2 separate regions of the Homo sapiens genome follow, and region 1 is linked to region 2. A link is a loop called in an ENCODE intact Hi-C map of the cell type or tissue named here. Cell type or tissue: HCT116. All regions are shown on one strand. Links, peaks and the distances in the headings refer to the core of each region. The heading gives the core; the rest is flanking DNA. Region 1 has its middle 150 kb from the start of DIO2-AS1. Region 2 overlaps TSHR (thyroid stimulating hormone receptor).

Region 1 (2,821 bases), core at 77-2,576, 940 kb before region 2:
GAAGTGCCTTCTGGTCACCAATATGTCACTTGCCTGGTATCTCTATTTTGAGTATTTCTCTCTGTGTGAACTGCTGCTTAGCTGGCCAGGACTCAAATGGTTTCTTACATAACCCAGGATATTTTCTTAGATTCTCTTCTATGAGTCAGTGAATCATAATATTCAGGGCATATCAGAGATAAAAGAAGTCCAGAACATCAACCACCTCTCAACCTCTGACCACTGACCCCACCATTATATAGATGTAGTCATTGAGACCTAAAGGGGTAATGTAAATATATACGCTTTCATAGAAAATCGGTGCAGAAGCAGGAACAAACAAACACAGGATGTATGCTAACTGTGGACCAAAAACAAAATGAAAACTCCAAAACTGATTTTACTTATCTTTTCCCTAAATGCAAATAAAGCTCACAATATCAGTTGAGTCATCTATAAAACATGATTTAGGGAAAACTGGACGAGTGACAACAGAGGCTCTCTCCATCTCTTCCCAAGGCGGTACTCTCCCCTCTTTTGTTGAGTAATGTAGGGTAGAGAAAAAAATAAAACAGACCTACATAATTCCTCCAGAAAAGGGGACGGCACCTGAAAGCAAGAAGTATGTCTCCTTCCTCTTCTTCATCCTCTGCAGAGTTGTTCAAGAAGTCAGCTCTCAGGCACCAGCTAAAACTCTGGAGCCAGCACAACTCCAATTTTGGAAACTACCATTATGGAAAGAAGAAAGTGAGCACAGCCGTGAGAGGTCTATGGCTCCGAATATGGAACTCTTCATCCTCTCAAACCTTTCTCCAGCTTCCATAGAAGACTTCATCTTCTTATCTCTATTATCATTTTCCTGCTCAGTGAAAGTTGCTCTTCTACCTCCACCCCCAGGCCTGGGGTGTGTGTGTGTGTGTGTGTGCTCCTTTGCAACTCAGCTCTAGGTGTCCAAGCAAAAGCTTGAGTTTTGCCGTCTCTTCCTTCAGCTTGGGATTCCTGTGGAAGGAATTGCTGACAGTGAACACTGCCCACCACTAGAGAGCAGTCAAAGCCAACATTTTCCTGGGCAAAAACTTCTAAGAAGTTGTTTTCAAAGGAGCCAGGTTCTCTTGGTCCTCTCTTTCCCTCTCTCATCTTTCTCAGGGCGGAGCACCCTGTCGGTCTCCTTCACAAAGGCATATTCTACATGTCTATTTAGACATTATGGGCGCAATGAACACTGTGTTAATTCTGCCAGAGAAGCCATTGTCAAAAACGTTTGTTCTTGAAATCTTCATGTTTTTACCCCATCAGCACAAACACAGCATCAAGCTGACCTAGGTGAATCATAAAATGTTGAAAATAAAGGCAATCTTGCAGTTAAAAAAAGAGTTATCTTCATAAATCCATAAAGGAAACAAAATCAGACCTTGGTTGATTCTTCCCTAACCCTCTTTAGTGAGACTAACAGCAGACAAACCTAAGCAGGGTCCTATGCACATCTTCAGATATGCTTTATTCCTTCAGACAACATGCTTTTTCCAACCTTAATGAAGAGAACAATTGTGCCTCATATAGGCTGTCTTTCAAATTTCAGTAGGTCCATGTCTACATTATTTAACTTACTTTAATGAACAGTAAAAGAAAATAATTATTGCAGATTGGCCTGTTAGTGTGCAGGAAGAATCCTCTAGTCTACTAGACTGGAAGGTGAAGAAAGGGAAAAAGAACTTCTGGAAGGAAAGGTAGCTGGATTCACATTCACTCTGGATTCAACCTTAGATTTACATTTGAATCATGTCTTTGCCACTTGCTTAAGTGTAACCTCAGGCAAGTTACTTAAGTTCTCTCTAAATCTTAGTTTCTTCCTCTGTAAATTGGAGGTCATAAGTGTTTTCATCAAATAGCATAGTTTTAAGAATTAAAAGAACAGTGTATGTAAAGCACTTAATAAAGATTTGCTGTTATTGTTCAGGAAGAGAACTTTGTGACTTATTTCTGACTTCTTCCTCTATTGCTTTATTTCTATACATCCAATTTCAATTTTAATTTTGCTAAATATTCATTATACATGTTTTATGTTCCATGTATAATATAATTCTGATCCTCAAGAGGTTACAATGTGGTTTTTAAAAGAGATAAATATGAAGGAATGAAATACAAAGAAGACACATCTTATAACATTAGATTCTAAAGATAACACATAACACAGAAGGTCTATATTGTCAATACTACCCGCAAGAGTCCCAGAACTGGGCTTCTCATAAAGTCCAGTTCTACATATACATATATATGAGTTTTTTTAACTCTTTATTACCCAGCATTAAAGATTAATAAATTTATGGCTGAAATGAATGCACCAAAGTCACCCCTGTTATTGGTATCACCAGCTTCTTGCTTGACCTCTTACATAATAAGAATCACATCTCAGTCATGAAAAAGAACTTTTAAATCAATTCACACTTATTTTCTGAGATTCTTTCAGGCTTGGTTGCATTCATTGCCTGTTTAATATAAATGATGCAATAGCACCATTGCCAAGCACCTTGAGTTGGATTCTTTCAGCCGATGCCCTGAGCAATTTAACTCCACGCTATGGGCTAAATGGAAATTCAGTCCACTTGTTGTTGGAGCACAAAACAAAGTTCAAGTAATTATCACTGTAGGGCATTTAGGGAAGGATCCACAGAAGATGGAATTGAACTTGCATGATGAGTTGGATTTTAATAAAGAAAGACGATGAGGAAGAAAAGGAGATTATACAAGGATGAGGGAAGAACATGATTAAAGACAGCAAGAAAGAAGGGAAAATAGCATTTATTGATTAACCCCTATGAAACTAGTTGGACACCTTGACTCC
Region 2 (2,821 bases), core at 8-2,507:
GCAGGGACATGGATGGAGCTGGAGGTCATTATCCTCAGCAAACCAACACAGGAACAGAAAATCAAATCCCATATATTCTCACTTATAAGTGGGAGTTAAATTATGAGAACACATGGGTGCATAGAGGGAACAGTACACATTGGGGCATTTTAGAGGCTGGGGGATGGGAGGAGGGAGAGGATTAGGAAAAACGACTAATGGGTACTAGGCTTCATACCTGGGTGATGAAATAATCTGTACAACAAACTCCCATGACACAAGTTTACCTGTGTAACAAACCTGCACTTGTACCCCTGAACTTAAAATAAAAGTTAAAAAAAAAAAAAAGAATAAAGGGTAGCAAACACACCTTCTTGCTACAAAAGAAAAAAACAGTAGGCTATTGGTAGTTAAGTTTTGGGGTAGTCAAAAGTTATGTGCAAATTTTTGATTATGCCATTGTCGACACTCCTAAACCCCTCCATTGTCAAGGGTGAACTGTATCTGTTTTTGTAAGTCTTTTATGAAAATATTTTTAAATGTCAGTTTTTTGTTGACCCTGCATGATTGTGATAGAATTTTTCTACCTCGTGTCTCCAAAACAGATGTTGTTCCCTTATAATTATAATACATTTTACAAAATCGCAACTGCAGAGTGTTTTGTTGAAGTGATCATCTTAAATGAATGCATGAGCCGTAACCGGATCAATCATTCTTACTCCTGTCAAGCTTTCAATTACATTCCAGAGTCCCAGCACAAACCTAGCAGCTTGTTGGAACATCTAGATGCCCTTTGCTTCTACATCCTCCCTCTTTCCTCCCAGATTTGGATTACCTTTAAATGAGCTATTATCTGATATGATGCCACAGTTTCCATGATTCGTATTCATTTTTTTAAAACTTTCGTCTATGATCTAGTAAGTGACGATGACTGGTTTATTGCAAAATTTTCTGAATCACTTTGCTCTGTCAGATTAAGCTTTCAGCTAACCAGCAGAGGGAGCACAAAGAGACACACTGGTTTCATCTCAGTGTACAGGGAGTCTAGTTACTAAGTGGACGAAGAACTCCCGCACATTGAGATCTGGTCCTCAACTGGCAAGAAGCACTGTTCGAGCAATCAGGAAAATCTGGGCTTTAAGCAGTGGCACCACTACGAATTTATTCTCTTGCCTAAGATTACTTGGAATTCCTATAGTAGTGGGGGAGGGGGGACTCTCTTTTGTACTAGTTCCTCCTTAAATTTTAAAGAAATTGAGCCCGTGGACTGAGGTGGGTGCGGATGGTGGGATGCAGAGGAAACAAAAATTTCTTCTCATCTAGCTTCCACTCCAAATCTGTTTCTCCCAGAGAAAATACAAGACTTAGGAGTGCTGTATGAAGTCTCTTGCTGCTCTATTCTCTAGGAAACCTAATATGAAATCATTAAGCTACTGAATGTCAGTTTCTTCAACAGTAAAGAAGACACATTATTATTGCTGTTATTATTACTACTACTACTACCACCACCACCACTACCACCATTACTATCCATTTAGTGACTTCTGTTTTCTCTACTTAATCTCACTTATTCAGCATATCAGCCCTAAGAGGCAGATTTTATTGCTCCCATTTTACAGAAGAGGAACTGGAGGCTTAAAGAAGTTGAAGAACTCAACCAACGTCAAGCAACTAGAAAGGAAACTGGAAGAAGGTGTCTCTGATTCCAAAGCTCCATGCTTTTCATCTGTGTTGGTAATAAAAAGAATAATACCATATCACAGTTATATTGTACATTACAAAGCACTTTAACCTTTATCATCCCCACCTCGGGATAATTCTGTGAGCTAAACACGGACAAATAGTAACATTCACCCCTCCCTATCTCTCTTTACCTCTTTAGCTCCTATTTTTAAAAAACAAGCAATTAAGGGAACTAAAGCTTACAAAATGTAAAGGATTTTTCTAAGGTCACATAGATGAAAAATGGATTTGGGATTAAATGGGTTTTATTCCTGTAGTTGCCACATCACACTGCTTTGCCACATAGAGAGGAAGAGACCCAGCTTTGCCTCCAACTAGCTCTTTTACCCTAAAATGATCATTTAAACCCTGGAGTTCTTGCATATATAAAATAGATGGGAGTAACAATAATAATTAATACTTATGTTAACAACCTCACGGTATTCACAAAGATCAAATGAAATACGGAGATAGTTATGAAATAAGTAAATAATATACAGACAAATATAGTTCTATTGTAAGATTATCCTGGGTGTTGAAACTAGGTTATGTCTGACTTCTGGCAAAATTACAGGACAGGGCAGGTTAGTGTCTAATCTGCCTACTTCCCAATCCCCAGGTAGCTGTCGCCTGAAAAGGCATCGGAAGATACTTAAGAGATAGGAGATTGTTCATATTTACTTAATTTTTTGGATGAGACTGTTTGTCTGAACTGTCTCATGAGATGGTATTTACCTACTTGGGAAGCTCATTCTCTCATTTGGGACTTGGAAGCATTCTCATTGTACAACAGTGAGAGCTGGAATGCCATTACATCATTATGAACCACCCAGTGCCCATTTGATATAGTTAATAACAAGGATTAATGAAGTAATTTAAAAGGAAGAAATAGAATCCTTGCCTTGATCCAAGACAAAAGGACAAAAAAAATTTCTTTCTGAAATTTGAGGGAAAAAATATTGGTTGCTTCTATTCTTTTAAGAAACTGCCTGAGAAAAGTCACAGTGTGTGTGTTATGTGGGAAATAAGAGTATTGGGGCAGGCAATCATTCATATGTTAGATTTCTTTGTTCAGATCAATATTGTTTGAGTGCTAACACTGTGGTAGGTGCTGGAAATC

Evidence for each region. Hi-C counts contacts between places; a loop is a spot of excess contacts. Peaks named below come from ENCODE experiments on the same cell type or tissue, not always from the same donor. Only the 100,000 strongest peaks of a DNase experiment are listed, where the experiment ranks them.
Region 1: it touches region 2 in a loop (3-fold over the local background); 15 of 110 quality-filtered maps call a loop at or near these places.

Annotation. Positions count from the first base shown.
Region 1 is chr14:80,055,370-80,058,190 of GRCh38, forward strand. No RefSeq gene overlaps it. Among named protein-coding and RNA genes, the nearest start is that of DIO2-AS1, 150 kb to the right of the region's middle. RefSeq lists a silencer at 857-1,151. In HCT116, for the core only: a CTCF peak has its summit at 1,021 (motif pointing right); a DNase peak (open chromatin) is centred at 922.
Region 2 is chr14:80,995,524-80,998,344 of GRCh38, forward strand. The region is part of intron 1 of TSHR (thyroid stimulating hormone receptor); the gene reads left to right. Among named protein-coding and RNA genes, the nearest start is that of TSHR, 41 kb to the left of the region's middle. RefSeq lists a silencer at 1,009-1,068. In HCT116, for the core only: CTCF peaks have their summits at 954 (motif pointing right) and 1,165; a DNase peak (open chromatin) is centred at 988; H3K4me3 peaks cover 643 bases; H3K27me3 peaks cover 970 bases.